Regions from separate parts of the Homo sapiens genome. Here region 2 is linked to region 1. The links are chromatin loops, found by intact Hi-C in ENCODE. Cell type or tissue: A673. All regions are shown on one strand. Links, peaks and the distances in the headings refer to the core of each region. The heading gives the core; the rest is flanking DNA.

Region 1 (15,290 bases), core at 6,207-8,706:
GAAACCAAACCATTTGGAATTAGTAATAATAACAAAAGAAACAACAATAGCTCATCATTCTTGAATGCTACCTGAATAGATATAAAGCACTTAGAACATTGCCTAACACATAGGAAGCACTATGTAAGTGTTAGCTATCATCATTATTATTATTACATGGTGATGATGATGATGTACTAGGCACTGAGTTAAGCATAATGGACATTAATTTGTTTAAGCCTCATAACTGTAAAGATTTTTGGTTAATTCTCATAAGTATAAGTGCTGGGGATGGACACCCCTCCCAGCGCTTTTCTAAGTTCTTTCTCTAAGCACAGAGATGTTGGACTAGGGGGGAATGATTTTTTTTCCTTAAGATGATAGTAATACTTCATGTAGTATTTGTTCATCAATTAACAGCTTACAAAGTGCTTCCATAGGCATGCATTCTTTCAGTCCTCACAAAATCCTAGTGCAGGAGTATCTTATCTCCCTTTTGAAACAGCCCCCTCTCAGCTTCCAGGAGCCACATATCCTGGTTTCCTTCCTCTATCATGGTCCACTTCTTTCCAATCTTCTTTTGCTTGATCCTCCTTTTCCCCCCGATCTCCACATGTAAGCGTTTCTTAGAGGATCTGATGCATGAGTTCCATGCGCAGAGATTCTAGCTTATTAAGAGTTGATTTGCTGTTAAGGCTTAGGCAGCAGCACTTTTTTGGTGGGTGCAAATTATTATTATTATTATTTTTCACAGAGCAGTGTGAACATTTATTTGTACAAATTTATGGGCCAACACTCTCACCACTCCGATTCAACATAGTGTCAGAGGTATTTGAACCAGAGTAACTCCATCTTAAATAGGAGCTGTGTAGAATGAGGCTGAGTCCAACTGGGCTGCATTCCCAGACAGTTAACGCATTTAAGTCACAGGATGAGGTAGGAGGTTGGCACAAAGTACAGATCATAAAGACCTTGCTGATAACACAATTTGCAGCAAAGAAGTCAGCTAAAATCCACCGAAACCAAGATGCCCACGAGGGTGACCTCTGGTTGTCCTCACTGCTACACTCCCAACAGCGCCATGACATTTTACAAACTCTATGGCAATGTGAGAAAGTTACCCTATATGGTCTAAAAAGGGGAGGCATGAATAATCCACCCCTCGTTTAGCATATCATCAAGAAATAACCATAAAAATGGACAACCAGCAGCCTCCAGGGCTGCTCTGTCTATGGAGTAGCCATTCTTTTATTCTTTCACTTTCCTATTAAACTTGCTTTCACTTTATGCACTTGCCCTGAGTTCCTTCTTGCGCAAGATCCAAAAACCTTCTCTTGGGATATGGATTGGGACCACTTTCCAATAACAATAGTACTGGAAATCCTAACCAGAGCAATCAGGCAAGAGAAAAAAAAAAGTCATCCAAACAGGGAAAGAATATGTCAAATTATGTCTCTTCCCTGATGATATAATTCTATATCTAGAAAATCCTAAAGTCTCTACCAAAAGGCTCCTAGAATGGATAAATGACCTCAGTAAAGTTTCAGGATACAAAAATCAATGTGCAAACATCAGTAGCATTTCTACACATCAATAATGATCAAGCTGAGATCCAAATCAAGAATGCAACCCCATTTACAGTAGCCACACCAAAAACAAAATATCTATCTGGGAATACCTCTAACCAAGGAGGAGAAAGATCTCTAGAAGGTGAACTACAAAATACTGCTGAAAGAAACCATAAATGACACACAAATGGAAAAATATTCCATGCTTATGGACTAGAAGAATCAATATTGTTAAAATGGCCATACTGCCCAAAACAGTCTATGGATTCAATGTTATTTCTATCAAACTATCAAAGCCATTCTTCACAGAACTAGAAGAAACTATTCTACAGCTCATATGGAACCAAAAAAAAAAAAAAAAAAGCCCCAATAGCCAAAGCAATCCTCAGCAAAACAGAACAAAGCTGGAGGCATCATAGTACCTGACCTAAAACTATACTCTAAGGCTACGGTAACAAAAACAGCATGGAAGTGGTATGAAAATAGAAACATGGACCAATGGAACAGAATATAGAACCCAGAAATAAAGCCACACGTTTACAACCAACTGATCGTTGACAAAAATAAGCAATCGAGAAAGGACCCTTTATTCAATAAATGGTGTTGGGATAACTGGCTAGCCATATGCAGAAGAATAAAACTGGACCTCTATCACCACATACAAAAATTAACTCAAGATGGGTTAAAGACTTACATGTAAGACCTAAAACTAAAAATTCTAGAAGAAAATCTAGGAAACACCATTTTCGATGTTGGTCTTGGGAAATAATTTATGACTAAGTCCTCAAAAAATTTGCAACAAAAACAAAAATTGACAAATGGGACCTAATTAAATGAAAGAGCTTCTGCACAGGAAAAGAAACTATCAACAGAGTAAACAGACAACCTGGAGAACAGCAGAAAATATTAACAAACTATGCATCCAAAAGAAGTGTAATATGAAACTTAAACAATTCAACCAGCAAAAAAACAAATGACCCTATTAAAAAGTGGGCAAAAGACATGAACAGACACTTCTCAAAAGAGGTGGGTAGATCACCTGAAGTCAGGAGTTTGAGACCAGCCTGGCCAACGTTGTGAAACCCCGTCTCCACTAAAAATACAAAAAATTAGCCAGGTATGGTGGCAGGCGCCTGTAATCCTAGCTACTCAGGAGGCTGAGGCAGGAGAATCGCTTGAATCTGGGAGTCGGAGGTTGCAGTGAGCCAAGATCACACCATTGCACTCCAGCCTGGGCAACAAGAGTGAAACTCTATCTAAAACAAAACAAAACAGACATACAAGCAGCCAACAGACGTAAAAAAATGCTCAACATTGCCAATCATCAGAGAAATACAAATCAAGACCACAGTGAGACCAATTAATAGCTCACACCCGTCAGAATGGCTTTTGTTAAAAGTGAAAAGATAATAGATGTTGGTGAGGCTGTGGAGAAAAGGGAATGCTTGTACACTTTTGGTGGAAATGTAAGTTAGTTTAGCCACCATGGAAAGCAGTTTGGAGATTTCTCAAAGAACTTAAAACAGAACTACCATTCGACCCAGCAATCTCATTACTGGGTATATACCCAAAGGAAAATAAATTGTTCTATCAAAAAGACACATGCACGCATGGGTTCATCACAGCACTATTCACAACAGCAAAGTCATGGAATCAGTGTAGGTGCCCATCAGTGGTGGACTGAATGAAGAAGATGTATACACCATGGAATACTGTGCAGCCATACAAACAAACAAAATCACATCCTTTGCAGCAACATGGGTACAGCTGGAGGCCATTATCCTAAGCAAATTAATGCAAGAACAGAAGACCAAAGACTACATATTCTCACTTACAAGTGGGAGATAAATATGCTCATAGATGTAAAGATGGCTACTACAAATAAAGTTGCTACGAACAATCACAGATCAGTTTTTGTGTGGGCATAGGTTTTCATTTCTTTGGGGTAAATGCCCAGGGGTGGGTACAATTGCTGGGTCATATAGTAAGTGTATTTTTTTTTTTTTTTTAAAGAAAGTGGCAATCTATTTTTCCATGGTGGCTATACCATTTTTACACTCCAGAAATATACAAAAAATCTAGTTTCTCCACATCCTTGCTGGCATTTGATACTGTCACTGTTTTTTATTTCAAATGTTCTAATAGATGAGTATTGATAGCTCATTGTGGTCTTGATTTGCATTTTCCTAATGGCAAATTATGTTGAACATTTTTCCTGTGCTTGTTTGCCATTTGTATATCCTCTTTGGTGAAATGCGCCTTTTGCCCATTTTCTTTTTTTTTTTTTCTTTTGAGAAGGAGTCTCGGTCTATCACCAGGCTGGAGTGCAGCAGTGCAATCTCGGCTCACTGCACCCTCCACCTCCCGGGCTCAAGCGATTCTCCTGCCTCAGCCTCCTGAGTACCTGGGACTATAGGCACGCACCACCACGCCCGGCTAATTTTTGTGTTTTTAGTAGATACGGGGTTTCACCATGTTGGCCAGGATGGTCTCAATCTCTTGACCTTGTGATCTGCCTGTCTCAGCCTCCCAAAGTGCTGGGATTACAGGCGTGAGCCACTGCACCCGGCTGCCCATTTTCTAATTGAATTATTATTATTTGTTTAATGTTCAGTTTTGAGAGTTCTTTATTCCAAAGTGGCCTTTTGTTAGATATGTGATTTGCAAATAATTTCTTCCAGTTTATAGCTTATCTTTTTATCCTTTTAATGAAGTCTTTTACAGAGTAAAAGTTTTTCATTTTGAAGTCCAATTTATCAATTTATTCTTTTATGAATTACACTTCTGGTGTCATGTTTAAGAGTTCTTCATGTGCTCCAAAGATTTCCCCTTTTGTTATCTTCTAAAATATTTATAGTTTTACATTTTATGTTGAAGTCTATGATCCATTTTCAGTTAGTTTTTATATAAGGTGTGAGATGTAGGTCAGAGTACTTAAAAATTTTTTTTTGCTTCAGCACCATTTGGAGAAAATATTACACTTCTTATATTGAGTTGCTTTTGCATCTTGTAAAACATCAGTTGGTTGATGCAAAAGCAGAGGGGTGTTAAAAAATCAGTTGGTTGCACTCATGTGGCACTATTTCTAGGTTTTTTATTCATTTCCATTGATCTCTGTGTCTCTCCCTCTGCCATTATCACATAGTCTTTATTACTGTAGCTACCTCTATTAATATTTATTTATTTATTTATTCATATATATATTTTGAGACAGGGTTTTATTTATGTCACTCAGGCTGGAGTGCAATGGTGCAATCTCGGCTCACTGCAACCTCTGCCTCCCAGGCTCAAGTGATCCTCTTGCCTCAGCCTCCCAAGTAGCTGGGACTACAGGTGCACGCCACTGCACATGGCTAATTTTTCTTCTTTTATTTTTAGATACAAGATTTTAGAGACGGGATTTCACCATGTTGCCAAGCCTGTCTTGAACTCCTGGCCTCAAGCAATCCAGCCTCCTCAGCCTCCAAAGTGCTGGGGTTACAGGTGTGAGTCCCTATGCCTGGCCTTACTGTAGTTACATCTAATAAGTCCTGATATGAGGTAGAGTGATTCCTCTACGTTTATCAATGTCTTTTGAAAATTGTTTTGGTTATTCTAGCGCCTGGCCTTTCCATATAAATTTCAGAATAATTTTGTCTGTATCTGTAGAAAATTTTGCTGAAATTTTGACAGGAATTCTGTTACATTTGCATCTCAATTTGGGGGGAATCGGCATCTTTACTGAGTCTTCTACTCATGAACATGTTATGTTTCTCTGTATATTTAGATCTTTGATTTAATAGTTTTTGGCCTGTAATTCATATACATATTTAGTTAGATTTACACATAATTGTTTCATCTTTTGAGCAATTATAAAAGGCATTATATTTTTAATTTCAGTTTTCATGTGTTCATTGTTAATACATAAATACACAAATAATTTTGTATCTTTCTCTTGTATCCTGTAAACCTGCTGAACTTATTTATTTATTTATTTTTGAGATGGAGTTTTGCTCTTCTTGCACAGGCTGGAGTGCAATGGTGCAGTCTCGGCTCACTGCAACCTCCACCTCCCGGGTTCAAGTGATTCTCCTGTCTCAGCCTCCCAAGTAGCTGGGATTACAGGTGCCCACCACCACACCTGGCTAATTTTTGTATTTTTAGTAGAGACAGGGTTTCCCCATGTTGGCTAGGTTGGTCTCGAACTCCTGACCTCAGGTGGTCCGCCCACCTCGGCCTCCCAAAGTGCTGGGATTACAGGTGTGAGCCACTGTGCCCAGCCAGTTCCAGTTGTTTTTCTATAGATTCCTTGGAATTTTCTGTGTAGACTGCTATGCCATTGGCAAATATGGACCATTTTTTTCCTTCCCTTCTTATTAGTGTGCTTTTTATTCTCTCTCTCTTTTTTTTAACCTTATTTCACTGGCTAGAACTTCCAGCACTATGTTGAATAGCAGTGGTGAGGGTGGATGGCCTCCTTTTCTTCCCAATTAGCTCATTCTTGTAAACACAGTTGTGTATGATGCAATGGAGAGACTAAGCATGGGTGTCAAAATCAATCTAACCCATGGTCAAACCAGATCTCACAACATACTATCTATGTGATCTTAGAAAAGTGGCTTTCTCTCTGTATGTTTCCTCACCTTCAAGGATTAGATAATACTATCTATGCCCGGGCTGGGCGTGGTGGCTCATGCCTGTAATCCCAGCACTTTGGAAGGCCAAGGCAGGTGGATCACCTGAGTTCAGGAATTCGAGACCAGCCTGACCAACATGGTGAAATCCCGTCTCCACTAAAAATACAAAAAATTAGCCAGGCGTGGTGGCGGGCGCCTGTCATCCCAGCTACTCAGGAGGCTGAGGCAAGAGAATCTCTTGAATCTGGGAGTTGGAGGTTGAAGTGAGCCGAGGTTGCGCCATTGCACTCCAGCCTGGGCGACACAGCAAAACTCTGTCTCAAACAACAACAACAACAACAACAACAAACCAACAATAATATCTATGCCTTGGCTTTGCTAGACAACACAACAGCGTGTAGAGGTTAGGAACACAGACTTTGGAGCCAGGTTACCCAGGCTCAGGTCCCAGCACCGCGACTCTCAATCTCATGACCTTGGGCAAGTTACTTGTTCCCTCTGTGCTTCAGTTTCCTCATTGGTTCAGTGGGCAAAATAAGACTAACATAAAGTTATTGCAAAGATGGAATGAGATAATAAATGTTAAGCTTTTAGAACAGTACTTGGCACATAGTAAGCACTAGGGAAGTGTTTTTGTTGTTGTGGTTGTGAGATTTAAATGAATGTGTAGAAAATACCTAGCATGGTGCAAATGCTCAGTAAAATTTTTTTCTGACACTAAATTCTATGCTAACTAAAAAAAAAAAAAAAAAAAAAAAAATTAAGCGGCACCAAAAACCTTGTAATAAAAGCAACAATGTCTTGTTTCCCCTCCTTTCCTGCTCTCTGGAGGTAAAAATTTTTTTTTTTTTTCTGAGACGGAGTCTCGCTCTGTTGCCCACCTGGAGTGCAGTGGCGCCATCTCGGGTCACTGCAACCTCCGCCTTCCAGGTTCAAGCGATTCTCCTGCCTCTGCCTCCTGACTAGCTGGGATGACCAGCGGAGGTAAAAATTTTAAACTCTTTGATCAGTTAAAAGAATAAATCACAAGCTTCTTTACCTCTTTCTCCCTTTCTCTCTCTTCTTTCTTTCTTTCCTTCCTTCCTTCCTTCCTTCTTTCCTTCCTTCCTTCCTTCCTTCCTTCTTTCTTTCTTATGTTTCCTTCCTTCCTTCCTTCCTTCCTTCCTTCCTTCCTTCCTTCCTTCCTTCCCTCCTTCCTTCCTTCCCTCCTTCCTTCCTTCTTTCCCTCCCTCCCTTCCTTTCTTTTCTTTTTGGAGACAGGGTCTCCAACCATTACCCAGGCTGGAGCACAGTAGCACAAACAGGCTCACTGCAGCTTTGCGCTCTCAGGATCAAGCGATCCTCCCACTGCAGTCTCCCAAGTAGCTGGGACCACAGGCGCATGCCAGCAGGCCTAGCTAATTTTTTAAAAAAATTTTTTATAGAGTTAGGGTCTTGCCATGTTGCCCAGGCTGGTCTTTAACTCTTTGGCTCAAGTGATCCACTCACCTTGGCCTCCCAAAGTGCTCAGATTACAGCAATGAGCCACCGTGCCTGGCCATGTATTTCTAGATGCATCAGTTTCAGATATTATCTATTTACATTCTGAAACAATGGTGGTGGATTTAGCTCTCTTATACTGCCTGTCTCCCATCCTTCTCATACAATGATACGGTTATTTATAATTATGTCACTGGTAAATATTGTTCACCGAAGAGCCAACAGATGTATTATGATTATATTTTTTTCTTGAAAGCTTTCCTTCTCTCACACTCCCCAGGATTTCTAATTGCCTTAATGTCTTCTTCCTTTTAATTTTGTACTATTTTCTTTTCTTCTTTTTTTTGAGATAGAGGCTTGCTCTGTTGCCCAGACTGAAGTGCAGTGGTATGATCTTGGCTCACTGCAGCCTCTGCCTCCTGGGTTCAAGTGATTCTCGTGTCTCAGCCTCCCAAGAAGCTGGGATTACAGGCATCTGCCACCATGGCCGACTAATTTTATTTTTTATTTTTGTATTTTTAGTAGAGATGGGGTTTCACCATGTGGGCCAGGCTGGTCTCGAACTCCTGGCCTTAGGCTATCCACCTGCCTCAACCTCCCAAAGTGTTGGAATTACTGGAGTGAGCCACTGCACCTGGCCTGCTTTTCTTTTTCTTTTTTTTTTTTTTTGAGACAGGGTCTTGCTGTGTCGCCCAGGCTCAGCTCACTGCAGGCTCACCTCCCAGGTTCAAGCAATTCTCCCACCTCAGCCTCCCAAGTAGCTAGGATTACAGGGGCACACCACCATGCCCAGCTAATTTTTACATTTTTAGTAGAGACAGGGTTTCACCATGTTGGCCAGGCTGGTCTCAAACTTCTGACCTCAGGTGATTCACCCACCTCGGCCTCCTAAAGTGCTGGGATTATAGGTGCAAGCCACCACGCTCGGCTGTGCTTTTCTTATGTACACAATTTTTCCCCATCCTTTATCACATCAGTTATTCTAATCAGATCCACTTTTTCCCCTTGGGGACTTCAAGTCTTATATTCGTTACATGGCTGTCAGGACAGTAACAAAACATTATTCTTTTTCTCTTGCTCTCCTGCCTCGAACCACCCCCCAGTGGCAATCATGACCTGCCCATGTTTCTCTGTCTTCACTTTTTTCCTGTCCGTGCTTTTGATGAGCTCACTCCTTTTTCCCAGCCACGTTCTCTCTCGTCCATCCATTTGGCCTTCTCACCAGTTCACTCATAGAGATATTGTTATCAATTTTTGGCTCATTATAAATTAGCATTTTCAAGTGTTCTCATTTACATAGGGCACCCCAAAGATAACTTGGTCCACAGCTAAAAGGGCAATTGTTCTAATGCATCTATGATTGAGGCAAAGCCCTTGCAGGAAATAGCAAGCTAAGGACAGCTGATTATAATGAAGGGCTTAAGCAAGGCATAAATGCTTCAGGGATGACAAGAAGACAGACTGAAAGGACTTGATCTATTTCAGCAAAAAAATATCCATCAAAAGAGAAACCTTTCCCAAAGCAGTGCCCAGTCAAGGTGTGGGACTTAGAAAAGCCAGATCTATATTTTAGGAGACAGCAGCCCGCTTGGTTGACAGGTCATATGTCAAGAAACAAGTTTAATAAAGAATTCATTGAAAAACACTATTTCAACACTAGGTGATAAAGTTGGCCCCAGAAGAGTAGGTCTTGGGAAGGTTTTGGAACATATTATAGGTTGATATCAGATGTTCAACTTAGAAGGCTACATCTTTAAGACTCATGGAGCAATGTGCAAGCATCATGACCTTGGACCTGTTCCAAAGTCCCGTATATTATCTAAATGAATTCATTGAGACCACCTGTGTACCTACTTGGTGTGCTTTCTCTGCTCATCAATTTGAGCTGTTGCGTTTGAGTTTGAATTACCTCTACATACTGACTGTCACACTTTCCCCATCTAGTTTTAGTGTCACTGTTAAAACGATTGAATGATGGACCCTGCAGCAGGCAGCAGGTGTTGCTTCAGGCAGTGGGTTTGGACCCTTCCTTCCTTCCTCTCTTTCTCTCCTTCCCTCCTTCCCTCCCTCCCTCCCTCCCTTCCTTCCTTCCTTCCTTCCTTCCTTCCTTCCTTCCTTCCTTCCTTCCTTCCTTCCTTCCTTCCTTTCTTTTCTTCTTTCTTTCTGTTTCTTTATTTTTTGACAGAGACTTACTCTGTCACCAGGCTGGAGTGCAGTGGTACAATCTCGGCTCACTCCAATCTCCGCCTCCGGGGTTCGAATGATTCCCCTGCCTCAGCCTCCCGAGTAGCTGGGACCCCAGGCATGCACCACCATGCCCAGCTAATTTTTTGTATTTCAGTAGAGACGGGGTTTCACCATGTTGGCCAGGATGGTCTCGATCTCCTGACCTTGTGATCTGCCCACCTCAGCCTCTCAAAGTGCTGGGATTACAGGCATGAGCCACTGCGCCCAGCCAAGAAAGTAGGCTTTCTATTTGCCCTCTCTGGGTATCTAGTATTGGCTAGGACTTTGTCTCTCTCATCTCAGACCCTTCCTGGGACCTGTGCAGCTTGAGTGGGAACTGCTGCTGCAGCACCTGTTTTTCTTTGTTTTTTTTTTTTTTTTTTTTTTTGAGACGGAATCTCACTCACAGCTCAGGCTGGAGTGTGGTGGCACGATCCCAGCTCACTGCAACCTCTGCCTACTGGGTTCAAGTAATTCTTCTCCTGCCTCAGCATCCCAAGTAGCTGGTATTACAGGTGCGCAGCACCATGCCCAGCTAATTTTGTATTTTTAGTAGACATGGGGTTTCACCATGTTAGCCAGGCTGGTCTCAAACTCCCGACCTCAGGTGATCCGCCCGCCTCAGCCTCCCAAAGTGCTGGGATTACAGGTGTGAGCCACTGCACCTGGCCCAGCTCCTGTTTTATTGGTGCTGCTGCCAATGGTGGTCCCTTGGCTGCTGTGGCCCAAGACAATTCTTCTTCTGATGTGGCCCAGGGAAGCCAAAAGATTGGACACCCCTGCTCTAGACACTTGTTGCTCTGTTCCTCTGCCCTACCCCATGGCCACTGTCCTCATTAGGGCCTTCATAACATCTCATCTGGATCACAGCGTTAATCTCTGAAGTGGTCTTGCTGCACTTCCTGGTCTCCCTCAGTCTCGAATCCATGTTTCACCCAGTGAGATGGTTCTAAAGCACGAATCTGATCAGAAAGTGCTCTGTTGAGTGCCTCTGGGGCTCCTCACAGGATTTAGGCTTTGGTTCAGTCTTCTTAACCCACAGGACCCTTGTAATCAGTCTTGTGACAACTTCTCTTCTGCTTTAGCTGTTTGGTGTGCCACCACATTCATTCATTTACTAAACATTGATCAAAGGCCTGACACTGTTCTTTCCTGGCACTGGGAATAGAGTAGTGAACAGAAACAAAAGCCCCCACCGCATGGAACTTCATTCTCATTGGGGAGACAGAACATAGCAGAAGGCAGTAAATACAGCGGAGAGAAACAAAGCAAGAAGGGAGTCAGGAGGTGGGGGGGCTCTCTCTTGAAAGGGAGGATTCTTAAAGGAGAGTGTTCAGGGAAAACCTCACTGAGGAGGTTATGTTTGAATCCCGACTTGAAGGAATTGAGGGAGCAAGCCACGTGGGATCTAGAGGAGGGAACAGTATGTGCAAGGGCCCTGAGGTTATTTCAAGGATTGGTAAAAAAGTGAGTGTGGCTGAAGCAGAGATGGAAAACCACTGGATTTTTCTGAACCTAAGAGTGATGTGCTCTGACTTACATTTTAGAAATGAACTACTGGGTCAGGCATGGTGGCTCACACCTGTAATCCCAGCATTTTGGGAGGCCAAGGCAGGCAGATCACCTGAGGTCAGGAGTTTGAGACCAGCCTGGCCAACATGGTGAAACCTCATCTCTACTAAAAATACAAAAATTAGCTGGGCGTGGTGGCATGCACCTGTAATCCCAGCTACTCCAAAGGCTGAGGCAGGAGAATTGCTTGAACCTGGGAGGTGGAGGTTGCAGTGAGCTGAGATTGCACCACTACACTCCAGCCTGGAAACAGAACAAGACTATATCTCAAAAAAAAAAAAAAAAAAAAAGTGTTGGCCGGGCGCGGTGGCTCATGATCGTAATCCCAGCACTTTGGGAGGCCGAGGTGGGTGGATCACGAGGTCAAGAGATCGAGACCATCCTGGCTAAAGTGGTGAAACCCCGTCTCTACTAAAAATACAAAAAATTAGCTGGGCGTGGTGGTGGGCGCCTGTAGTCCCAGCTACTCCGGAGGCTGAGGCAGGGGAATGGCGTGAACCCAGGAGGCAGAGCTTGCAGTGAGCCGAGACCGTGCCACTGCACTCCAGCCTGGGCACAGAGCGAGACTCTGTCTCAAAAAAAGAAAACAAAAAAGTGTTTATGAAGTGAAGGAAAAAATGAATAAAATTATAGATCTGATTGAAAGTGAAGGATGCCATTCATGCCAGGGAAGGCAGGTAAGCAGATGCTTCCCTTAATACCTAACAGTTTTTGAGTGTTCCCTACGTGCTAGGCATTTTCCTAAGTGCTTCTCGTATACATAGCTATCTCTTACAGGAAGGAACTGACTTATTTTACAGAGGAGGAGACTGATCCTACAGGCGTGAAGGAGCTTGTCTAAGATCCCACAGCCATTTTTTATGGCTGCATAGTAAAAATGATGAGTTCATGTCCTTTGTAGGGACATGGATGAAATTGGAAACCATCATTCTCAGTAAACTATCGCAAGAACAAAAAACCAAACACCGCATATTCTCACTCATAGGTGGGAATTGAACAATGAGATCACATGGACACAGGAAGGGGAATATCACACTCTGGGGACTGTGGTGGGGTCGGGGGAGGGGGGAGGGATAGCATTGGGAGATATACCTAATGCTAGATGACACGTTAGTGGGTGCAGCGCACCAGCATGGCACATGTATACATATGTAACTAACCTGCACAATGTGCACATGTACCCTAAAACTTAGAGTATAATAAAAAAAAAAAATTTAAAAAAAAAAAAAAAAAAAAAGATCCCACAGCCAGCAAGAGATGGAGGCAGGACTTGAACAAGGCACTTAAAGTCCAGCTGTACTTTATACTTGGATGAGACAAAGCAATTCATTTCCCCGTGGGCTTGCTTTCTGAGAAATTGCTGAGCCAGAGCAAAAGTACAAAAACTGGCTGGGTGTGTTGGCTCATGGCTGTAATCCCAGCACTTCGGGAGGCTGAGGTAGGAGGATCGCTTGAGTCTAGGAGTTTGAGACCAGCTTGGGCAACATAGTGAGACCCGGTCTCTACAAAAAATAAAAAAATAGCTGAGTGTGGTGGTGTGTGCCTGTAGTTCCAGCTACTCTGGAGGCTGAAGTGGGAGGAGCACTTGAATCTGGGAGGTCCAGGCTGTAGTGAGACATGATTGCCCCACTGCACTCCAGCCTGGGTGACAGAGTGAGACCCTGTCTCAAAAACAAAAAACAAAAACTATCTCTGGGCTGGGTGTGGTGGCTCATGCCTGTAATCCCAGCACATTGGGAGACCAAGGCAGGTGGATCACCTGAGGTCAGGAGTTCCAGACCAGCCTGACTAACATGGCGAAACCCCGTCTCTACTAAAAATACAAAAATTAGCTGGGTATGGTGGTGTACGCCTGTAGTCCCAGCTACTCAGGAGGCTGAGATGGGAGAATCGCTTGAATCTGGGAGGCGGAAGTTGCAGTGAGCTGAGATCACAGCAATGCACTCCAGCCTGGCGACAGAGCGAGAATGCATCTCAAAAAAAAAAAGACTAAATAAAGTAAATCATAATCAACTGACCACTAATAGAAGCACTAAAATTTTTTTTAAATGAGCAAAATTTTAAGAAATATAAACATCTAAATATGGTTTAGCACATTTCTTTGTAAAGTACAACTGTTCGTAGTCAACATTGTTATCTTTTTTTTTTTGAGATGGGGTCTCACTCTGTTGCCCAGGTTAGAGTACAGTGGCACGATCACAGCTCACTGCAGCTTCAAAAACCTGGGCTTAAGTGATTCTCCCACCTCAGCCTCCTGAGGTGCTGGGACTGTAGGTACAACATCACGCCTGGCTGATTTTTAAATTTTTTTGTAGCGATAGGGTCTCACTATGTTGCCCAGGCTGGTCTTGAACTCTTGACCTCAAGTGATCCTCCCACCTCTGCCTCCCAAAGTGTTGGGATTGCAGGTGTGAACCACCATGTCTGGCCATAGTCGGCATCTAATTTGGTCCTCATTCTTCTGCTAGGGCTCAGGAGAAGGGTAATTCCAAAACTTTCAGGAGTTCTTCCCCAAATGGGGCTCAGCTCCTGTGGTTTTGCACTTCAGAGTATCTCTAAAGTCCACAGTACTTACAGCAGAGTGTCTTCACATTTCACAAGAAGCCTCCATGGTCTGCTTTCATTTATTGATGAGAAGGGCTTATTTTGCTTCCTAGTTTCCTTATTACTAATAGTATCAGTGCCAATAGCATGCTGCTCATTTTACCTTTTCAAGTCTTATTTCTGAGAAGGAGAATGTCTCATTCCTCACTAATCAAATTTTCTTTTTCTTGTAAGCTGGAAAAGGTTAAGAGGCATGTTCCTATAAACTCCCTGCCTTTCTCCTAATAACTCCCTTGCATCTAGTCAAGTATTCATTGAGCACCTATTAAGTGCTGAGTATTGCAATTAGTCATGCTCTGTTAGCAGCTATCTTACTACCTTGTTGCTCTGATAATAGATATCTTAAATGACATAGTCACATTTTCTCAGGGCTTCTAAAGTACCTAGTAAAAATACTCATCATGGTTATACAGCGACTTCTCCAAATGTGAAATCTGGAAAGTTCAAAGTAAGTCAAGGAGTCTATGTAGGTCCCTCAGTCTTTCCTTTTTTTTTTTTTTTTTTTAAAGCATATGCCAGAACTTGTTCAGACTATGTTTTTTTTTTTGTTGTTTTTTTTTTGTTTTGACCAAGTCTCGCTCTGTCGCCCAGGCTGGAGTGCAGTGGTATGATCTTGGCTCACTGCAACCTCCGCCTCCTGGGTTCAAGCAATTCTCCTGCCTCAGCCTCCCAAGTAGCTGTGACTACAGGTACCTGCCACCCTGTCCAGCTAATTTTTGTATTTTTAGTAGAGTCGGGGTTTCACCATGTTTGCCAGGCTGGTCTCGAACTCCTGACCTAGTAGTCTGCCCATCTTGGCCTCCCAAAGTGCTGGGATTACAGGAGTGAGCCATTGTACCCAGCCAGGCTATGCTTTTTCATTGCTTTTGGTTGACTACACTGTTACAGATTAGGTAAAGAGGCAGAGAGTATGTTGTTAGCTCTCACAGCTAATTTGTAATCCAGCGTTGGTCCAAGTTAACTGTACACCAAAACATCACTTCCTGTGTAGATGTTAACAATTACTAACGCATTCCTTGATCAACTGCAACAGTTTTGATGGAGAGACAGTTGAGGTCTGAGATGTGCTAGCTTCCTGTTTGTGTATTTGATCTTGAAGCAGCTGGTGAATCTGCATCCGCTGGTAGAGTCCAATCCATGTTTGTTTCTTTCAGTGGAGAAACTTCCATCATGAACTTTACCACTCTCCTTGCTGAAGGGGGAAGGATGTTGCAAAATTGGCTTGATGCCTGAAAATGTCTATTTA
Region 2 (15,290 bases), core at 5,777-8,276, 170 kb after region 1:
GGTTCTAGATCCTTGAGGAATCACCACACTGTCTTCCATAATGGCTGAACTAATTTACACTCCCACCAACAGTGTAAAAGCGTTCCTATTTCTCCACATCCTCTCCAGCATCTGTTGTTCCCTGACTTATTAATGATTGCCATTCTAACTGGCGTGAGATGGTATCTCATTGTGGTTTTGATTTGCATTTCTCTAATGACCAGTGTTTCCTTTGGATATATACCCAGACGTGGGATTGCATGATCATATGGTAGTTCTATTTTTAATTTTTTGAGGGACCTCCATATTGTTTTCCATAATGGCTGTACCAATTTACATTTTGATAGGATATATTTTTAAATAGTATATTAGAAACAGTAAAGTATAGAACTGACAGAGAGGGAAATTTAATTGAAAATAAAAAGAATACATTTTAGAAGCTTTCTAGTTCTTAGAAAAAAATGATAAGGATTAAGAACTGAAAACAAGATAAAATAGTAAGAATATTAAATGAAAGTTGATAACTACAGTGGACAAATAACTTACTTTCAGCTGTTGAATAATTTTCAATTATCAAAGAAAAGACACAAACAAAAGAGGTAAATAAATACTCAAAAAATATAGAAGATTGCATAGAGCACAGTCAGGATGTAAGATTGAAAAAGACTTGTCAGAGATGGGGACACTATAACCCTCATGCATTGCTTGTGAATACTGTACTGGCACAGCCATTGAGAACACACCAGTGATACATCGTCATTAAATATACAGGTCTCATATGACCAAAAATTCTCACTTACGGATGTTTTTGCAGAGAAGTTATCACTCACACAGGTTTTTAAGGTGACAACTCTGAGAACGTTCATCAAAGTGTTGTTTGTGGTAGTGGAGATTTAAAGGCTATGATTAAATGAATCTAGGTTCAATCAACGAGACACGGATAAGCAAAAGGCATGGTATGCACACCGTGTAATGATGTTCAGGTCAGAAGCAACAGATGAAATGCACCCAGAGCAATGTGTAGTTGAGTGTAAAAATGTAAGAATCAAATGAGGTCCACAGCGTGATGCTATTTATGTGAATTAAAAATATGTATGCATAAAACAACACTACTAGTTTTACAAGGACATAGAAAATAGAAGACCGCACATCTAACACATTCAAATCGTTGCCAAAGGGAGGAAGACGTAGAGAGGAACTGAAGAGTATATAGAATAAAAGGCAATAAATAAACATATAATGTAAGAACCACACAAACAATGAAGGTCTATCATGAAATGAGGAGCATTAGTAACATTCTACATAAATTCCACTAGCAAAAATAAAAGACCCATTCAGACAGCAGAAAAATTATGAAGAGCCCAACTCCTAGATATAACCTGAAAGATAAAGAATACTTCAACTGTCAAGCAGGACGGGGAAATAAACTATCTGCAAAGTAAGAAATGAAGGCTGACCTCAGATTAAGTGCCAAAAAACAATGAAGGATTAATTTAGTTGTCTATGATAGCTTTCTTGTACAACAGGATGTTTTCAGACTTACACATTTCCTCCCTCAGATACAGAATCAACCCTTTCTCCGAAGATCAAAGATCTTTGGTTCTTTTTCGTGGGAAGAAAGACTACGATCTGGGTACCCGGGATGCCCCGTGCCCTGAGTTAGTTATTATTTCTAGGACTCTTTGGTGGACAGGGCTAGGACATATGTATTTTTTTAGATACAGTACATCATAAGTTTATATCCAATTCAAAATCAGGCTTAAGGGATTTTATTTGACCTCATCAATTTCATGTCTGTATCTCCTTCCCACCAAGCCCCAAATCTCAGTTCTTGATGACACCGATGTAATTACTCATTTGATTTATTATCTTACAATAACAGTATCAACACTATCACCTACAATGCTGTGCTATTACTGGAAACAATTTAAGACTTTCTTTGCCTTTTCTTTTGTTCTTAGGATCTATTCCATTAGAGACGCAGAGTTAAATTACTATGTTTTAGAGCCACTTGGGCTATTTCCTTTGCTGTGAGGTTAGGTTACCTACTGAGTTCACAACTTGGTTCATCTGTTTAAATGTACTTTTGTAGTCTGGGGATTGTATTTTTCTTTATTTAATTTTGTTTTATGATTATGTAAAGTACAAACATAGCTTCAAAGACAGAGCTATAATACCAGGTCCATTCAAAGGAGTCTGTTTTCAACCCCCGAATCTTTCAAAATATTTCCTCTCTTTTTTAATTTAAACATTTTAAGTGTTAAGGTTTATTCTGTTTTTAACATATATGTTAATTTCATACATTTAACAAACAATAATATAATATGCTATAATGTATAACAATAAATGTATAAAACAATATATTACTGTGTGATAACATTAACATATGCTAATTTAATATTATTCAGTATGCAACATGTAATACTATATTAACACATTATATTAATTAACACAGTTTAACATATTATAATGTATATGTCTTTAACACGTTAATTAGATATATTGTGTACATGTGTGCATCTCCTCTTTTCTTTTTTTTCCCCTGTGGTTTTCTTTTTAATTATCTTAAGTCTTATGATCACACATAATCTTAAAATTTGTGTATATCGCCTCTACTTTAATCCTTTTGAGTTGGCAAAAGCACCATTCCCGATCACACACAGCAGTTCTACAGTTTTATGTTTCTGAATGGCTGTTTAAAGACAACCCTAAATTATAACTTAGTTTGACTTAGATTGTAAAGAATTCAAGAGTGAAGTTTAACTTGCTACTATTTTAAATGCATGTGACCTTACAGATCTATAAAATGTGAGAAGTGTTAAATAATCTTTGATATTACACATAAACCACACTAAAATGCCTTTCAATAAATAAAAGGAACTATTTTAAATACAGGGAATTCTAATTAGATTGGCACAGTTAAGCCCAAAAATATAAAGTAGACATTGCTACCTTATTTATCTTCAACAATGCCTTTAAGAGGCAAATGAACACAAAACACAGGTGAATTTTCCTTGGTTCTGAGACAGTGAAGGAATTTCCCCAGTATTTAAATATATTCACATAACCAGTTATATAAATCTAAATATAAAACCAATCTCCAGTAAGTTTTAAGATGGCACTCACCATCTTTGCGAAAAGTTGAACATTACTAACAAAGTCTAGTTCTATCTTTAGTAGGGGTAAACAGTGATAGCATTTACTGAATTGGAATTACTATTACAATTCAAAAACTGAACATATTCATTTAACCACAACCCAGTCTTAGTTTTAAATCAGGACTGCCCAACAAAATATTCTGTCAGTCATTCATGATCTGAATTCTGGTGTATGAGATCTATTAAAGTATGGTACACATAAAAAAGTCACGAGACATTTCTGTGTTGTAATAAATAAGGCAGTGGCCAATTATTACTCATTAGTAGCTTTTTTGAGATAAGCTATCAAGTCTGCTCTTTCTGCCTCCTTCTTAATGCCGGCAAAGATCATTTTTGTTCCAGGGATGTACTTCTTGGGATTCTCCAAATACTCCATCAGTGTATCCTCTCCCCAGGTGATGCCTTTGTTCTTACTGGTGTCTGTGTAAGAGAATCCAATGGCCTGACCTGTCTTCCACCCGAAGAGATTAGGCCCTGTCTTATGCTTGCCTCCCTTTTCCACGGTGTGGCACTGGGCACACTTCTGAACAAAAATCTTCTTGCTTTTCTCAACATCACCCATATTTAGTTCTGTTTTTCGTTGCTGGCGCAACTAAGGTTCCTGCTCTGAAGCTGGACGTCTCCAGTCTCTCGTATCTCCCCTTTTTTTTAGAGAAATGGTGGTATGATATAGACACATTTCTCTACCTGGCTTTTTCATTTCACAGTATATCCTGGAGGAAACTGCCCATATACAATTTTGAGGAGAAAAGATTGTAACTCAAAAGTAAATTTGCTATTTAAATTTGAAAGCAATAGAAAGACAATTTCCAGATATGCAAGGCCTTAGAAGTATCTTACTAAAAGCAAACCAACAAACAAACTCTACAAAGAATTTGTTGTTCATTGTATAGATTAATTTAAAATGAATAAATCTTAGAAAAGAAAACTTGAGGCCTAAATGACTGCCAGAAAATGATGGAATCAATTGAACATAGAGTGAAGACATAGAATTGTCATTTAGCAGGATGCAAATGTGAATAAACTTGAAAGATTCCTATGATAAAGGAGTAACATTATGAAAATACAAACTTGAGTTTAGAAAACCCTAAAGGCTCATCCAATAAGCTCCTAGAATTCATAAATGAATTCAGTAAAGTTTCAGGATACAAAATCAATGTACACAAATCAGTAGCACTGCTATACACCAATAGGGACGAAGCTGAGAATGAAACCAAAAACTCAATCCTCTTTACAATAGCTGCAAAAATAAATAAGTAAATAAGCAAATAAATAAATAAATAAAATACTTAGGAATATGCCTAACCAAGGAGGTGAAAGACCTCTGCAAGGAAAATTACAAAACACTGCTGAAAGAAATCATAGATGACACAAACAAATGGAAACACATCCCACGCTCATGGATGGGGAGAATCAATATTGTGAAAATGATCATACTGCCAAAAGCAGTGTACAAATTCAATGCAATTCTCATCAAGATACCATCATCATTCTTTACAGAACTAGAAAAAACAGTCCTAAAATTAATATGGAACCAAAAAAGAGCCTGCATAGCGAAAGCAAGACTAAGCCAAAAGAACAAATTTGAAGGCATCACATTACCTGATTTCAAACTATACCATAAGGCCATAGTCACCAAAATACCATGGTACTGTTATTAAAATAGGCACATAGACCAGTGGAACCAAATAGAGAACCCAGAAATAAAGCCAAATACTTACAGCCAACTGACTTCCTTTTGTAATGATCAAAGACATTGTTCCTGAGACCTAGAACTATGTGTTTATGCTAGTCTGGCCAATTTCAGTGGGGTAGGCATGGGAAAATGTAGGTGATATTCTGCTGCAACTCTGCTTGGCTGTTCCATTTTCTATTTCTTTTTCCTTAGCTCTCCAGTGTTTCAGTACACACATGAACAACACAACATTTTAAATCAACATTAAACCTTCGGAGGCTAATAAAATCCAGGCTTCTAGCTTCTCTAAAAAAAAAAAAAGTCACAGGCCGGGCATAGTGGCTCACGTCTGTAATCCTAGCACTTTGGGATGCCGAGGAGGGTGGATCATCTGAGGTCAGGAGTTCCAGACCAGCCTGTCCAACAGGGTGAAACCCCATCTCTACCAAAAATACAAAAATTAGCCAGGCATGATGGTGGGCACCGGTAATCCCAGCTACTCAAGAGGCTGAGGCAGGAGAATTCCTTGAACCTGGGAGGAGGAGGTTGCAATGAGCTGAGATCATGCCGATGCACTTCAGCCTGAATGACAAGAGTGAAACTCCGTCGCAAAAAAAAAAAAAAAAAAAAAAAAAAAATCAGAATGTGGGCTGGGCACAGTAGCTCATGCCCATAATCCCAGCACTCTGGGAAGCCTTGGTGGGTGGATCACCTGAGGTCAGGCATTCAAAACCAGCCTTGCTAACATGGTGAAACCTGGTCTTTACTAAAAATACAAAAATTAGCCAGGCGTGGTGGTGGGCGGGCTCCTGTAATCCCAGCTACTCAGGAGGCTGAGGCAGAAGGATGGCTTGAACCCAGGAGGTGAGGATGCAGTGAGCTGAGATCATGCCACTGCACTCCAGCCTGGGTGACAGAGTGAGACTTTATATTAAAAAAAAATCAGAATGTATTATTGGGCTGGTTCGTGGCTGGCAATAATCATCAAGAAACGAGTAGGGACTCTTTCCCTCTATGTGGGCATATGTTTTTAAATGTAGGTTTTGATTATTATTATTCACATATGGTAAGGCCAACAGATTGGGGATGATTGCTATTGAAAATGCAGTTTGTGGCTGGGTGGGGTTTGTGCCTGAAGTCACAGCTACTTGGAGGCTGAGGCTGGAGGATCGCTTGAGCCCAGAGGTACTAGGGTTGGGCAGGAGGTAGAAAGAGTGAGGGAAAATTTAGGCAAGAATCTTTATTGAGGTTTCCTTGGTCAAACGTGAGGCAGGGCAGGGTGAGCAGGTTTAGAATTGGCTAGTGGGAATACTTTCAATGGGCTTTGGGGTGTAGGGGTTGTCCCTAGTTGTCTAGTGCTTGACTCTGGGGTGATCAGGGCAGGGAATAGTGGCCCAGAGTGAAAGGATCTGGTGTTCGGGGGTACAACGGAGATGTCTGGGGGTATCCACTCTGGATTGGTTAATTTGCATATAAAAGGAGCTCACAGGTGAGTCATTTACTATCTCTAGGAATTGACAGTACCTGGGAGAGACAGTCTTTCCAGGGTCAGCAAGACCTGAGCTGTCAAAGCATCAGAAACACAGAAAATAAAAAGGTATGATTAATAAAGCATGTGGGCCAGGCACAGTGGCTCACGCCTGTAATCCCAGCATTTTGGGAGGCCAAGGCAGGCGGATCACGAGGTCGGGAGATCAAGATCATCTTGGCTAATACGGTGAAACCCTGTCTCTACTAAAAATACAAAAAAAATTAGCCGGGCGTGGTGGCATGCACCTGTAATCCCAGCTACTAGGGAGGCTGAGGCAGGAGAATCACTTGAACCTGGAAGGTGGAGGTTGCAGTGAGCCGAGATCACACGACTGCACTCCAGCCTGGGTGACAGAGCAAGACTCTGTCTCAAAATGAAAGAAAAAGAAAGGAAGGAAGGAAGGAAGGAAGGAAGGAAGGAAGGAAGGAAGGAAGGAAGGAAGCAGGCAGGCAGGCAGGCAAGCAAGCAACAAGCATATGGCCTATAGTTTACTCTACTCCTCACTCAGCCAAATTCCTTCATTTATGTGACAAGCATTTGAATTTGGGACTTCTGGCTTGGCATCAATTTCCCACTGGTATGGTGATGAGGAATATTTTTTGACCTAGAAAACAACTATCTGTTTTCAGGTACACACTGTGAATAGCAGAGAATGTAAAAGCATGGGGAGTTAGTTGTCCTATGTAAGAAGTTAACACTGCAGAGCGGGAAGCAGCCACACTAGCTGCCAGTGCTCCCTGCTCATGGCTGATGGATTTGGGCTGACAGAGGAGAATGTTGTCTCTATAACCTCTGACTAGCAAATGATCCAGCCAACAAGGCAGAATTTTCCGGCTGGCTGATCGATAGGGTTCAAATCCCTTTGGACAATAATTGTCCTTGGTCAATGCTGTCTAAAGCATTGCTCGGACCTTTTGTTTTTACATTTCTAGATTGAGACCAGCACTCAGGTTCATCTCCCCCAATACTGGAGCCTTTGGAGACTGGACAAGGAGTCAGCATTTGGAGACTTTGTTCACCGGCACAATAGGCCAAAGTGTCATCCCATCTCATAAAGCCTCCCTGCCCTTGAGACAGAAATTTTTGTAGTGATTGCCTTAGATTCCGAATAACATAAAAGAAACAGTCTTTTGCTCCTTGATTCTTATCCAGTGTAATATAGTGGGAATAGTCACGTTGTTCAGTTATCCACACAGGGTCCTGCGTCAGAAGGACCCAGGTTCAAATCCCAATTTTTGCCACTCTCATTGTGCGATGTTGTGGGATTTACCTAGTGCTTTTTAGTCTGTTCTTTATCTATAAAAACTGAGGTAGTAATATTTGTACAGGTTGTTGTGAGGGCTAAATAAGTCAACTCAAGTAAAGTGCATAGAATCATGCCTGGAACAAAGGAAATGCTCATATAGATTGGCCATGAATTTACTATTCATCAAACACACAATGCCAGTCATGGTGCTGGTGTTACAAAGATGATAAAACATAGTCTCTGTTCTAAGAAAAAAGCAACCCAGTGCAATCAATACTATAATGAGGAAAGGTACAGAGTTTTCACGAGGAAGGAATGACAGACTGTTCTTGGGGAAGGAGTGGAGTATATCTGGGGAGGCATTAAAGAGCTGGGCTAGGTGCGGGGTAGGGCAAAGGAGGTGCTGAGGGGCACAAAATTAGCACTTCGGACACCTCACTTGCCTCATCTTAGTCCTTGCCCTATTAAAAAGAAGGAGCTATTGGAAATAGATCTTGAAGATAAGAAGGGAATGTCCAGATGCATATCCCAACAAAGGGGAAGGCATCTATAAAAATAAAAGGCAAACAATAGAATAAGGCATATTAAGGTTGTTCATGATGAATGAAACATACTGTGGCCACAAGAAAGAGTGAGAAATGAGGCTACTAAGGTAGGTAGGGGTCAGATCATGAAGAACATTTATAGGCATGCAAAAGAACTTGACATTTATGCTTGGCCATGGAGACAGCCATACACTTGATAAGAAACATTCCAGGACCCGGGCACGGTGGCTCACACCTGTAATCCCAGCACTTTGGGAGGCCAAGGTGGGCAGATCACTTGAGGTCAGGAGTTCCAGACCAGCCTGGCCAACATGGTGAAACCCTATCTTTACTAAAATACAAATATTAGCTGGGTGTGATGGGGGGCACCTGTAGTCCTAGCTACTTAGGAGGCTGAGGCAGGAGAATAGCTTGAACCCAGGAGATGGAGGTTGCAGTGAGCTGAGATTGTGCCACTGCACTCCAGCCTGGGTGACAGAGCACGACTCCATCTCAATAAAATAAAACGAAATAAAATAAAATAAAATAAAATGAAACATTTCAGGAGTTGTATGTTTATTGCAGCACTATTCATAATAGCAAAGACATGGAATCAACCTAAGTGTCCATCAGTGGTTGATTGGATAAAGAAAATGTGTTATATACCACATTATACACCATTGAATACTACAGAGCTATAGAAAAGAATAAAATTATGCCCTTTGCAGAAACATGGTTGGAGCTAGAGGCCATTATCCTAAGTGAAATAACTCAGAGACAGAAAATCAAATACCACTTGTTCTCACTTACAAGGGGAAGTTAAACAATGAGTACACATGGACACAAAGATGGAAATAATAGACACTAGGAACTCCAAGAGGGAGGAGGGAGGAGAGACAGGGTTGAAAAACTACTCATGGGGTACCATGTTAACTATTTGGTTGATTGGTTTTCTGAAAGCCCAAACCTAACCATTTTGCAATATACTCATGTAACAGACCTGCACATGGACCCCTGAATCTAAAATTTAAAAAAGGAAATGAAACATGCTGGACCTCAACAAACACAAATATAAAATTTTCAGAGACAATTAGTCGGGTGTGGTGGCTCACACCTGTAATGCCAGCACTTTGGAAGGCCAAGGTGGGAGGATCACGAGGTCAAGAGATAGAGACCATCCTGGCCAGCATGGTGAAACCCTGTCTCTACTAAACATACAAAAATTAGATGGGTGTGGTGGTGCTCGCCTATAGTCTCAGCTACTCGGGAGGCTGAGGCAGGAGAATTGCTTGAACCTGGGAGGTGGAGGTTGTGGTGAGCTGAGACAGCACCACAGCACTCCAGCCTGGGCAACAGAGCTAGACTCTGTCTCCAAAAAAAAAAAATTTTTTTTTCAGAGAGGCATACAAGTAGTCTTGAACAAATGGAGAAACACAGAGCTGACTTTGAATTCCTCAGATCATCTAGACGTAGTATAAACTCTGTGAACTATATGGCCATCAAACTATTCTTTTGTTTTGTTTTGTTTTGTTTTGACACAGATTCTTGCTCTGTTGCCCAGGCTGAAGTGCAGTGGTGTAATCTGGGCTCACTGCAACTTCTGCCTCTGCCTCCCGAATAGCTGGGATTACAGAAGTTTGCCACCACGCCCTGCTAATTTTTGTATTTTTAGTAGAGATGGGATTTCACCATGTTGGCCATGCTGGTCTCGAATTACTGACCTCAAGTGATGCACCTGCCTCAGCCTCCCAAAGTGCTGGGATTACAGGTGGGAGCCACTGCGCCTGGCCCAAACTATTCTTTTTCTGTTTTTCTGAGACAGGGTCTCACTCTGTCACCCAGGCTGGAGTGCAGTGGTGTGATCATAGCTCACTGCAACCTCAACCTCCCTGGGCTCAGGTGATCCTCCCACCTTAGCTTTCTGAGTAGCTGGGACCACAGGTAAGAGCCACCGTGCCCGGCTAATAATTGTATTTTTTGTAGAGATGGGGCTTCGCCATATTGCCCAGGCTGGTCTCAAACTCCAGGGCTCAAGCGACCTGTCCGCCTTGACCTCCTAAAATGTTGAGATTACGGGCATGAGCCACCACAGCTGGCCCAAATTATTCTTAATGTCAGACTCAATATCATCCAAGGACTCTCAACTCGGCCTAACCTGGTCAAATCCTGGATAGTGTCAAGCAGTAAAAAGTTATATCTCCATTTCATCAGTGTGATTTCTGAACTTGCCTACAGTAGCAATGAATACAATGAAATTCTAGAGTAGTGAAGGGGCAATGACAAAAATAGGGACCCTCTTGCCTTGGTCCTTCCTCCATGAGTCTGGAGATACATATGTCCAAGACTTTTTATGAGATCATATATTGTGATGGGAGTCTACTACTGAGGGGTCTTGGACATGTCATCAGGGAGATAAAGAAATAGAATATTTCTTGCTTCATATATTGTAGAGAAATTCTTACCTGCCACCTGCGAAAAAATCAAGAATCTTAAAACAAAACAAAAGAAAACAAAACAAAACAAATAGGCCTTATAATTTACAATCACTGCTTCTGGTGAAAGCAACTGCATCAGTCAATTATTTGCAGCAATATTTTGTATAACAAACTATCCCTAAAGCAGAAGCTTAAAATATCCAGCATTTATTTCATGCTTATGGGTCTATGGCGTGGCTGCAATTTGTTCAAGTTAGGGCTCCATGCTTTGAGCAGCAGGATGGAGTTTGGGTTCAGGCTTTCTCCAAGTGTCCTCATCCTCTTTGGAGTAGCCAGTTCCTCGGGCGTCTCTTCTTGTGGTAGGTCATGTTGCAGGAAGAGGATACATGGAAATACATGGTGCCTCTTCAGGCCTTGGCTTGGAACTAGCACACATAATTTGTGGGGTAAAATAAACAAATGGCCAAGCCTGAAGTCTATTCTGCCTCAGAAGGATATGTTGGACAATAATCCAATTTATCACAGTGACATAACAGGATGATTGGGTTTGTTCACGATTCAAATAATAAAACCTCGTTAGTCACATCTTCTTTGGGAAGTCATTTCTAAGAATGGTATCAATCTACCTTCTAGGCTTATTTTTGAAACTCCAGCAGGTGTAGAAGTGCTCTTTAAAAGCCAAAGCACCTGAAATTTACTCTTCATAATTGTTACAATAGCGATGATAAAAACAAATTTGTCTGTGAACCTCAACCTGAGCATCCTACTTGGACATTAATTTTCTGCAGGATGGCTCCAGGGATAGTCTAATGCTGCCGCTGTTGATACGCAGAGTGCAGATCTCACAGCTGATGCTGACTCGAGTTGTAGGATGGCAGAAAGAAGATGACGGGATTGGGGCACATGCTCTAAAAATGTACACTGAATCTCTTTCAGCATTTAACATTTATCTATTTCTGGTTTTTAACCTGCCCTCCATTGCAATTGAGAAACTCTGTAACTCTCTATTTTTTTCCTAGAAAGCCCACTTGTTAGTCCAAAATGAGCATTGCAGGCCAAATATCTTCCAATGAGCTCAAACCCTGCAGACAGCTCTCAACGTTATGACTGACAGGTGTACTCTACTGTTTTGCCTGTGTCATCTGCACAGTGGGTAGGGACCAATTACCTACAAATATACAGGAGTGAGTCTGGGGTTGGAAATCAGGACGCCTGGCTTCTAGGGCTGGCTTTGTCACTTTTCCTTCTGGTTCCTCATCTGTAAAAATGGAGATAATAATAACTGCCCTACTTTCTCACATGGTGGCTGTGAAGACAAAAATGAGAAAAGCATGTTGCAAAATAAGAAACACTATTCAAATGCAAGACAGTTTTAGATTCTTCGATTCCTCTCTAAATTAATGATAGCTCGTCACATTTGTACAATGCTTCTCAATTTTCAAATCACTTCTACTTGTGTTATCTCATTTGGTCTGCCCTACCATGCTCAGTTTTTCAGGGTAGGACACGGAGGATTGAAGAGGTCATATGGCTTGCCTAGGGTCATCCAGTAAGTAGCAGAGTTGGGAGAATAGCCTGTTTTCCCAATGCTAATTCTGCACTTTTTACATTGGAATCCTCTGTTTCAGCTTCTCTGTCAAAGCCAGCCCTGGAAGCTCATCTGGAAAGTGTTTGTGAGGCGGAATGTGCACACAGGGTTATTGAGAGTAACTGTGGAGTCTGTCCAGTACTGGGAAATACTGATGGGCTTTGTGGTCAAGCTTCTGGGTCACCTGCGGGGCTCTCCCCAATCTCGTTCCGCTGGTGTCTCCTTAGGATGGTAAAAAGCTGGGCACCAGGTCAGATATCCAAGAGGGATTTCTTGAATTCTTTACAGTGATGGGACAAAATCTCCTGGGACATAGAGCTATACACTTACTTAAAATGAAAAGCAACTCGGAGATCTTTCTAGCTCAAACTGCACGTGCTACAGATAGAAAATAAAGGGTTGCAGAAGAATAGAAACTTTCTCATGAGTAAAGAATGGGTTTTGGGGCCTGGCGTGGTGGCTCACGCCTGTAATCCCAGCACTTTGGGAGGCCGAGGCTGGCAGATCATGAGGTCAGGAGATCAAGACCATCCAGGCTGACACTGTGAAACCCCGTCTCTACTAAAAATACAAAAAATTAGCTGGACGTGGTGGTGGGCGCCTGTAGTCCCAGTTACTCGCGCCACTGCACTCCAGCCTGGGCTACAGAGCAAGACTCCATCAAAAAAAAAAGAATGAGTTTTCACAGATCTGGGGATTTATTCTCAGCTCTTCCACTTACTGGTTGAGGAGCCAGGATGATTGGGAGGATACCATGAGATAAATGTATTTAAAGTATTATTTAAAGTATTGAGAATATAGTGGGCACTGCAGCTATAGTAAAGTCTGAGTTAGTGAATGTGCTTGGCTGCAGACAACTGAACTAATTCACCTGAGGTTCTTTGAGCAGAAAAGGGATCTTTTAAATAGGATATCAGATAGCTCCTTCATGGAGCCTTCAAGGGTGCTGAGTCAAACTTCGAAACAGCCAGGAACAAAGTCTCTACCTGGTGAGACTGCTCCAGTGAAAAACCTAATGCTGTCACTGCTCAGTGCAGATGCTAACAGCCTCTCCCATCTCCAATGCATCCCTAAATATTCTCATCAGAAAATGACTTCCATGTGGTATCTGCTCCCCAGGTTGCTGTCATTCAAACTGAAATCTCAGGAGAGCCTGTATGATTGGCAGAGCCTAGGTCACATGTCTGTGCCATAGTTGCAACGGAGGCTGGGAAAGTTAGTTCTGGGCTTCTGGATTGGGAAGGAAATGTTTATAATGCGGAAAATTCCCTGAACTTAGGAAGGATTTTCAAAAGATGGTAGAGTGTTTAAGACATAATCACTGAAGTTTCCTGTGTTTGTTTCTTTTATTCCTTGACCCTTTATGTGCACAGAGATTGTAGCAGACTCAGGCTCCAGAATTCCAAACCATTTCCTTTTATTACACTGTTTCCTCCATCCTGGCTTCTGAACTGGCCCAGGTCCTCTCATTTAAGGCACGTAGCACTTTGTATCTTTCCTGGGTACAACCCCACATTCATTGCTAGCCCAACATTACATTGCAAGCGTTTTTCCATGCCATTAATTTTTATTTTACAAGATGATTTTTATTAGCTAATAGTATTCCATAGTGTGAGGCATCAAAATTTATTTAACCAATTGCAAATTGTACATTAAAAAGTAGGAATTTTTGCCAATTTTTTTGATATTACAAATGATTTACCAGTAAATATTCTTACACAATAATCTCTGTGCATACTTCTGATTATTTCTTTAGTTTAGTTTTCTAGAAATAGAAGTCAAATGGTCTTTAGATGTTCTTGATAGATATTGCCAAGTTGGGATCTAGAAATGTGATATAAGCTTTTATATTCTCAATTGCTGTGGCAACCCACATTTGATCATATCCTTGCAAACACTAGATGTTATCATTCTTTAATTTTTATGATTTTATAGATGAAAAATGTTTCTCATTAGTATTTTGGTGATTTTTTGACCAGTAGTGATATTACATATTTATTTTTATGTAGTCAAATTTGTTAATTTTTTCCTTGTTTTCTTAAAAATATAATTATGCTTAGAAAGATCTCTTTCCCAAGGTCTGATGACTTTTCTTATGTATACATATTTACATTTTCGTATATGTTTACAAAACATGTAACTCTTTCATCTATCAGGAATTTAAAAAAACATTCATATGGGACTATCAAGTATTTTTCCTACTGGTTTTCTCAGGACCATTTCTGTGATATAGCAATCTTTATACGTCTCTCGTTCATTCTCCATGGCAGTTATTCCAGACTATTTCTAATCTATTTAATTCTTCCTCATCACTTTGAAGCTGACGTTCTTGCCTCCCAATTTGCAGAGAAAATAGGAGCCATCAAGCAAGAAATTTCCTGACTTCCTGCCATAAAAGGATACAAAAGATTCTATATCCTTTTTCAAACTTTTTTCCTTTCCCTCTTTTGTCACATGGTTAATTTCTTGATCTGTACTTTAAATCTCATTTCCTACCACCTCCTTCCACCAGGAACATCCCACTCTTTCCTTGAACTTCTTTATTGGTTTTTTCTCAAGTTCATTTCAGTGTACTCAAGTCATTCCCATTTCACACAGTCTCTGAAGCCATCTGATCCAAGCTAGTAATTTCAGCCAAGACATCTGTTGCAAGCCAAATTGTGTCCTCTGTTTCCAACCAATTCATAATGTTGAAGTCTTAACCCCAGTACCTCAGAATGTGAGTTGATGCAGAGATAAGGTCATTGAAGAGGTAATGAAGTTAAGATGAGGTATTCAGGGTGGGCCCCAATCCAATACGATTTATGTCCCTATAAAAAGAGGAAATTTGGACACAGACACACACAGGGGGGAAGACCACATGAATACAAAGGGAGAAGAAGGCCATCTACAAGCCACAGAGAGTGGCCTCAGAAGAAACCAACCCTGCCAACACTTTGATCTCTGGCTTCTAGTCTCCAAAACAGTGAGCAAATAAATTTCTGATCCTTAAGCCACTCTGTCTGTAGTACATTGCCATGGCATCCTTAGCAACTAGTCACGCCTAATCTCCCCTTTTCCAAAATAGTATGCCATAATATATTTGGATGTGCTATTGAAATGTTCATTTTTTAAAAATGAAAAACCCTATTCATATTGGAAACCAGAAAATGAG

The links. A loop is a pair of places that touch in the nucleus more often than their neighbours do. Peaks named below come from ENCODE experiments on the same cell type or tissue, not always from the same donor. Only the 100,000 strongest peaks of a DNase experiment are listed, where the experiment ranks them.
Region 2: a loop joins it to region 1, with 2.4 times the contacts of the local background. A loop is called at or near these places in 1 of 110 quality-filtered maps.

The regions. Positions count from the first base shown.
Region 1 is chr16:25,282,195-25,297,484 of GRCh38, forward strand. No RefSeq gene overlaps it. Among named protein-coding and RNA genes, the nearest start is that of ZKSCAN2, 32 kb to the left of the region's middle. In A673, for the core only: no CTCF peak of the experiment used is centred there; DNase peaks (open chromatin) are centred at 7,117 and 7,477; H3K27ac peaks cover 2,500 bases.
Region 2 is chr16:25,450,949-25,466,238 of GRCh38, forward strand. It overlaps the pseudogene CYCSP39. Among named protein-coding and RNA genes, the nearest start is that of LINC02191, 25 kb to the left of the region's middle. In A673, for the core only: no CTCF peak of the experiment used is centred there; a DNase peak (open chromatin) is centred at 6,883; H3K27ac peaks cover 377 bases.